2 separate regions of the Homo sapiens genome follow, and region 2 is linked to region 1. A link is an interaction called in ENCODE POLR2A ChIA-PET data of the cell type or tissue named here. Cell type or tissue: PC-9. All regions are shown on one strand. Links, peaks and the distances in the headings refer to the core of each region. The heading gives the core; the rest is flanking DNA. Region 1 overlaps CLHC1 (clathrin heavy chain linker domain containing 1). Region 2 overlaps EML6 (EMAP like 6).

Evidence for each region. Peaks named below come from ENCODE experiments on the same cell type or tissue, not always from the same donor. Only the 100,000 strongest peaks of a DNase experiment are listed, where the experiment ranks them.
Region 2: POLR2A ChIA-PET joins it to region 1 with 38 read pairs; 4 of 35 experiments call an interaction of 5 or more read pairs at or near these places.

Annotation. Positions count from the first base shown.
Region 1 is chr2:55,174,073-55,176,998 of GRCh38, forward strand. It overlaps CLHC1 (clathrin heavy chain linker domain containing 1), which reads right to left. Exons shown (of 13, transcript NM_152385.4): 13 at 1-1,914. The coding sequence ends at 1,718. Among named protein-coding and RNA genes, the nearest start is that of CLHC1, 57 kb to the right of the region's middle. In PC-9, for the core only: a CTCF peak has its summit at 1,688 (motif pointing left); a DNase peak (open chromatin) is centred at 1,699; H3K27ac peaks cover 1,509 bases.
Region 2 is chr2:54,935,827-54,938,752 of GRCh38, forward strand. The region is part of intron 28 of EML6 (EMAP like 6); the gene reads left to right. Among named protein-coding and RNA genes, the nearest start is that of RTN4, 110 kb to the right of the region's middle. In PC-9, for the core only: no CTCF peak of the experiment used is centred there; no DNase peak of the experiment used is centred there.

The DNA.
Region 1 (2,926 bases), core at 297-2,796:
ACCTCTCCCTTTCCATTCCTTTTTTCCATCCTTTATCTGCTCTTTTCAACAGCCTGTATGAAGGCCAAAAATCAAAATATTATTTTGATAAGGCTTTTAGTAATAAATTGCTTTTTAAACTATGCACATGTATTACTTTAAAAATGCTACGTTTTAGAAAGCTGAATTATAATTATCCAGTATTCTATTTAGCACCAAATGGAAAAATTAAAAACTCAGCTTGAATGCTTCTGAATTTATAAGATAAGCCAGGCAACCCTAATACAAGTGTGGACAGATAACTTAATCTCAGCAATAAGTTGTACCAATATATCAAATACTTTAAAGAAGGATAAACATATAAATACAAATGAGTAGACATATGGGATTTAGTAAGTACAAACTAAGTAGAGAAATGTGTGTTTCTGGGGCCGATTACAAAGGAATTACAGCTATCTTTTCCTAAGTTCCTCTATCATGTTATACACTTACACTACACATACATTATCACTAATCCTCACAACAAGCCTAAGGAAGACTGCCCATATTTTATAAGTGAGTAAGAGGTAGGACCAGAATTTTAATATGAAGCTGTCTGACTCCCCGTTCATCTTCTTTCCACTATAACATAAAAATACATATTCAATTTAAATTTAGGATGGGAAAAGTTATGCTCTTTGCTCTTATTCTAATAGCAGATCATTTTCATTTTTTACTTGAAATTTTTTTTTCTTTTTTTAATAACAGAGACGGGATCTCACTGTGTTACCTAGCTGGTCTCAAACTCCTGGGCTCAAGCGATCCTCCTGCCTCGACCTCCCAAAGTGCTGGGATTACAGACATGAGCTACCTTGCCCAGCCAGCAGCTCATTTTAACCATGTTCCATGGTCAAGGATGACATTTAGCTAGTAAGCTCTGGTGTGGCATAAGGGCTAAAGGCTGTTCTGATTAATTAGGTATCTGTTCTGCTTGATTTGTGCCCATGCCATACTAATCATTAAATATTTTTAATATTACACCTGTCCATGGCACAGAACTTTCAGAGTTTTCAATCAAATACTTATTCAGACACTTGAAATAATCCAAAACCACTTCTTATGACATATTTTCCATACCTATAGGTATCACAGGTCTACTTCTATGCAAAATTCGACTGGTCTTCTCTCTAAGTAATAACATGCCAAGAGTCCCAGCTTTTATACTAGAAGCCTAAGCTTTGCCATATTTATATATATCAAAGCATGGGGCGCATCTTTAAATCAGCAGTACAAAATTACTATACTCTAGGTTTTTGCCAGCAAGTCCAACCTTGAAATGATTTCCTGCTTTTCTGGTCAAGTCAGGCTTGTAGCATTTCATGTTTGGGAAGACAGTCTAACACACAGGATACTACCCACACCTTCCTCAGTTCTTGCTATCATATTACATCACCAGAAAGTAATATATCTGGACATTAGCTTATGTCCTTAGATAAAAATGCCCTACACTGTTTCACACAAAGTTATAATCTTGGATTTTATCAAGATTCAATATAAGAAATGACCATATGGGGAAAAGGAAGCAATAGTATAAATATTTCAAAGACAAATCTAAATGTCATCATAACAAAAGTGTGATTTATTTCTGAGATCTTCTTACTCTAGATTTATTTATAAGTTAGTTACGTTAAAATCAGTTTTTCCCAACCAGCATACATAAGGTGTTGTACAAGCTCCCTCAGCTGGTTAAGATATAGAACTACCAAAACACATGTTCCATTAGGTTGACTGCGTCATCCTCTTCAGAAATTTCTGTAACTGCAGCCTGAGATCGAAGAATAGACGTGATGTCATTAGATAATTTGTCAAAGCCATTCTGTGAACATATATTTGCCACTTCTTGCCACTTTTCTATGGAGCAAAAGGAATCATTTATCATAAGACTTTCTACTGCATCTGTGGGGAAAAAATACAATATTATAGTATGGCACTTATTTGATAATCTATACTTTAGTGATTCTTCAAAAATAGAAAAGGACATAATTTCAACTCAGTTACTGTTAAACTCTACCTGATTCCCCTAAGATTAATGATATAACATGCAGTGCTCAGTCAAGCTCATGGTAAGTACTCGTGTTAGTTCCTTCTCCTCCTCCCTTATCATTAACCTCTTCATGTCTCAATTCAACCCTCTACCACTTCTCACATTTCACATCTCCACTCATCTCCTTCTTGTTAAGGCAGCAGATGTTGAAGGCTATAAGGCAGGAGCTCAGAAAGTGATGAATGTGGGCTCATCCTTATTCACAGAGTCTATAAGGCACCACTAGAAACTATGAAATAACTGTAAACCTATAGGTCAAGTTTTCATGATTTCAAACACTTATATAAATGCCTTAGTGGAGCTAACCCAAGGACTGAAGAAACTCTTTGACAAACTCTTTATCCTGTCTCTAGCTGGAGAACTCTTAATGATGGGGCTTCTATAACAAATATTTTTCTTAAGGAAATAAAATCATTTTGTTTGTTAAAGAAATTTAATATTATTTACTTTTAAAAATATCTTAGTGATCTATCAATTTATGGAACTCATTTCTTATCTATTACCTGCATTACTTATGGTACTTCATAAAAGAGGATCACTTTTTAGAATACTGTCATCACTATAATTTTATTTCTACCATAATTATTATTTTTATATGAAAATATTTTAGTTGATATCTGTAATGATAATTTCAAAATATAAAGTTATCTTCCAAAATATGTTTTCAAGTAATTTAAAATGAAGTTGTCTGTTCAACTTCCTATATTAAATTAATGAAAAGAAAATAAAAGTGAGTTTTAATTATTCTCTCTCTCATTTTTTTTGAGGCAGTGTCTCACCCAGGCTGGAGTGCAGTGGCACAGTCACGGCTCACTGTAGCCTTGAGCTCCCTGGGCTCAGGCGATCCTTCCACCTCATCCTCTC
Region 2 (2,926 bases), core at 147-2,646, 240 kb before region 1:
GATGAGCCTGGGCAACATAAGGAGGCCCTATCTCTACAAACAAAATTTAAAAAATTAGCTGGGAATGAAAACACACTCTTATAATCCCAGCTACTCAGGAGGCTGGGGTGAGAGGATCCCTTGAGGCCAGGAGTTCAAGGCTGCAGTGAGCTGTGATCACACCAGTGCACTCCAGCCTGGCCAACAGAGCGAGACCCTGTCCGTGAATGAATGAATCAATGTGTGTTTAAACATCTTGGGCTCATCTCCAGAGGTTTTCATTATCACATTAAGAGAAAGCCAGAAATTAGAAACTTATAACTACGGAAATATTTAGTGCCAATGTCTACATTTTTTGTTCTTATCAAATTATCATGTGGCTTCAGTTTTGTATACTGTGGTAACTACACGATCACAAAGGAACATTCTTTTTGATAATTGATATGTAGCATCTAATAATATCTCTAAGTGTGGGTTATGATCTTTTACTGAAATTCATATGAGCTGACCAGGTATTAGTCTTCCTAGTTACATCTGGTGGAGCCATGGTTAGTAATTTATTTTTAAATGCCTCCTGTTTGACATAGGTGGATGTCCTCATTTCTTCCTCACTTAACCGGCCACATAGGGGTTGGTCATAATGGATATTTTTATTTGCTATATACAGTTGGAACCTGCATTCTACAGAAACCCAACTTTATAATAAGATACAGAATAAATGGAGAATTAAACTATTACAGAAATTGGCATATAAGTACTCACTTAACCTTTATGTTTTGAAGAGGATACAATAATTAGCTCAAGGATTGTTTTCTCAATGCACCTGAGTCAGCCATCTGTATTTTTTTCAAGGTCCTTTATTAACAACTGCTGAGGCATACAGCTTTTGACTGTCTATCCAGGGATGAATAAATGAATGTTAGACTTACCACTTCCTGTTTCTACATTATTTTTATAACATTATTTTACTTATAGCATTTTTCACCTGTCACTGAAAAGAGGTTTAACTGCTCCTTCTTTTCTTACCTGAGAAGCTGCATAACTTATGGCCAAAAGTCAAAATTCCAAACTCACCTAAAGCATATTTTTTTCCTTCCGCAGTAGACTTTGGGCTTGTTGCCAGTCTCTCCTGCTTAGCTCAGGCTAAAACGGTCATGTCTCTCTTTTTTTTTTTTTTTTTTTTTAAAGTCTGGGCCGGGCACAGTGGCTCACGCCTGTAATCCCAGCACTGTGGGAGGCGGAGGAGGGTGGATCACCAGAGGTCAGGAGTTCGAGACGTGCCTGACCAACGTGGAAAAACCCCATCTCTACTAAACATATAAAATTAGCTGGCTGTGGTGCACATGCCTGTAATCCCAGCTACTTGAGAGGCTGAGGCAGGAGAATTGCTTAAACCCGGGAGGTGGAGGTTGTGGTGAGCCGAGATCAAGCCATTGCACTCCAGCCTGGGCAACAAGAGCGAAACTCTGTCTCAAAAAAAAAAAAGAAGAAGTCTTAGGCTAAGCATGGTGGGGCAAGCCGGTTATCCCAGCACTTTGGGAAGCCGAGGCAGGAGGATGGCTTGAGAGCAGCCTGGACAATATAGGGAGACCTTGTCTCTACCAAAAATTTAAAAGCCTGATGTGGTGGTTTAGTTGCTTGGGAGGCTGAGATAAAAGGATCACTTGAGCCTGGGAGGTCAAGGCTGCAGTGAGCCATGATCATGCCACTGTACTCCAGCCTGGGCCATAGAGCAAGACTCTGTCTTTAAAAAAAAAAAAAAAAAAAAAAAAAAAAAGTAGAAAAGTTAGTTTTTAATGCTTAAATTATATTGCCTTAGCTCCAACTTAGTGTAGTTTACTTTATAAATTATGGATAACTGTAGATACTGTGATATTTATAGTTTTAGTCACTGATTTGTTAGATTTTATCCAGTTATTCAGCTGTTTTACCTGGGTAGATGACATGTACACAGCCATCTTCTAAAAAAAGTTTCAAGCAACAGTGTTTTTATATACTCTATCAATCAAACTTTGTGCATTAATTAAATACTGTTTGTATTTAAATCATTATGGAATCTCTGACTTCTACAAGAGTTGGGTCAATGAGAATCAAAGCAAAACTTGGCTCCCCTTGGATTTCCTCTTACGTATAAAACCTCTTTATACGTAAAGAGGTTTGCTTTAATCCCACTTCTGACACCAATCTGCTTCGTCCTCACAGGACAGTGATGTTAGTGATGTGAATGATGGAAAAGTGATTGTATAAAAGTTAGGTGGGGCCAGGTGCTGTGGCTCACGCCTGTAATCCTAGCACATTGGGAGGCCGAGGCGGGCAGATCACCTGAGGTCAGGAGTTCGAGACCAGCCTGGCCAACATGGCAAAACTTTGTCTCTACTAAAAATACAAAAATTAGCTAGGCATGGTGGCGGGCACCTGTAATCACAGCTACTCGGGAGGCTGAGGGAGGAGAATTACTTGAATCACTCCAGCCTGGGCAACAAGAGCAAAACTCCATCTCAAAAAAAAGTTAGATGAAGTTTCTGTAATTTTAGGGTATGCAGAAAGCTATAGATACAGTTACATAAGGCAGGAGCTAATAGCAATTTTTAGGCGGCACTGTTAGGGCTTCCCAAGTCCCTCTCATGCCTCAGTGAGACATACAGCCATGCTTATTGGCATTTTTCCAAGCACAAGAGGCTTCCTTTATTTCTCTGAGATGTATTTTATACTTTTCTACCATCTCCTCCTGAAACACATACCCAAATGTTTAGCAGAATCTGAGTACATGCCTACCAGCTCCCACAGTATAAGTAACTACTACAAAACAGTTCTAACATACTTTGACACGTCCACTATGGGAACTAACTGACTTTGGCTTCAACAGAACCCTGCCTCAGGCCCAGGCTTCACGCTGTCTGAGGTTCTCTTCAGCACAATGTGATGGGTTCCTTGGACATCTTCTGGC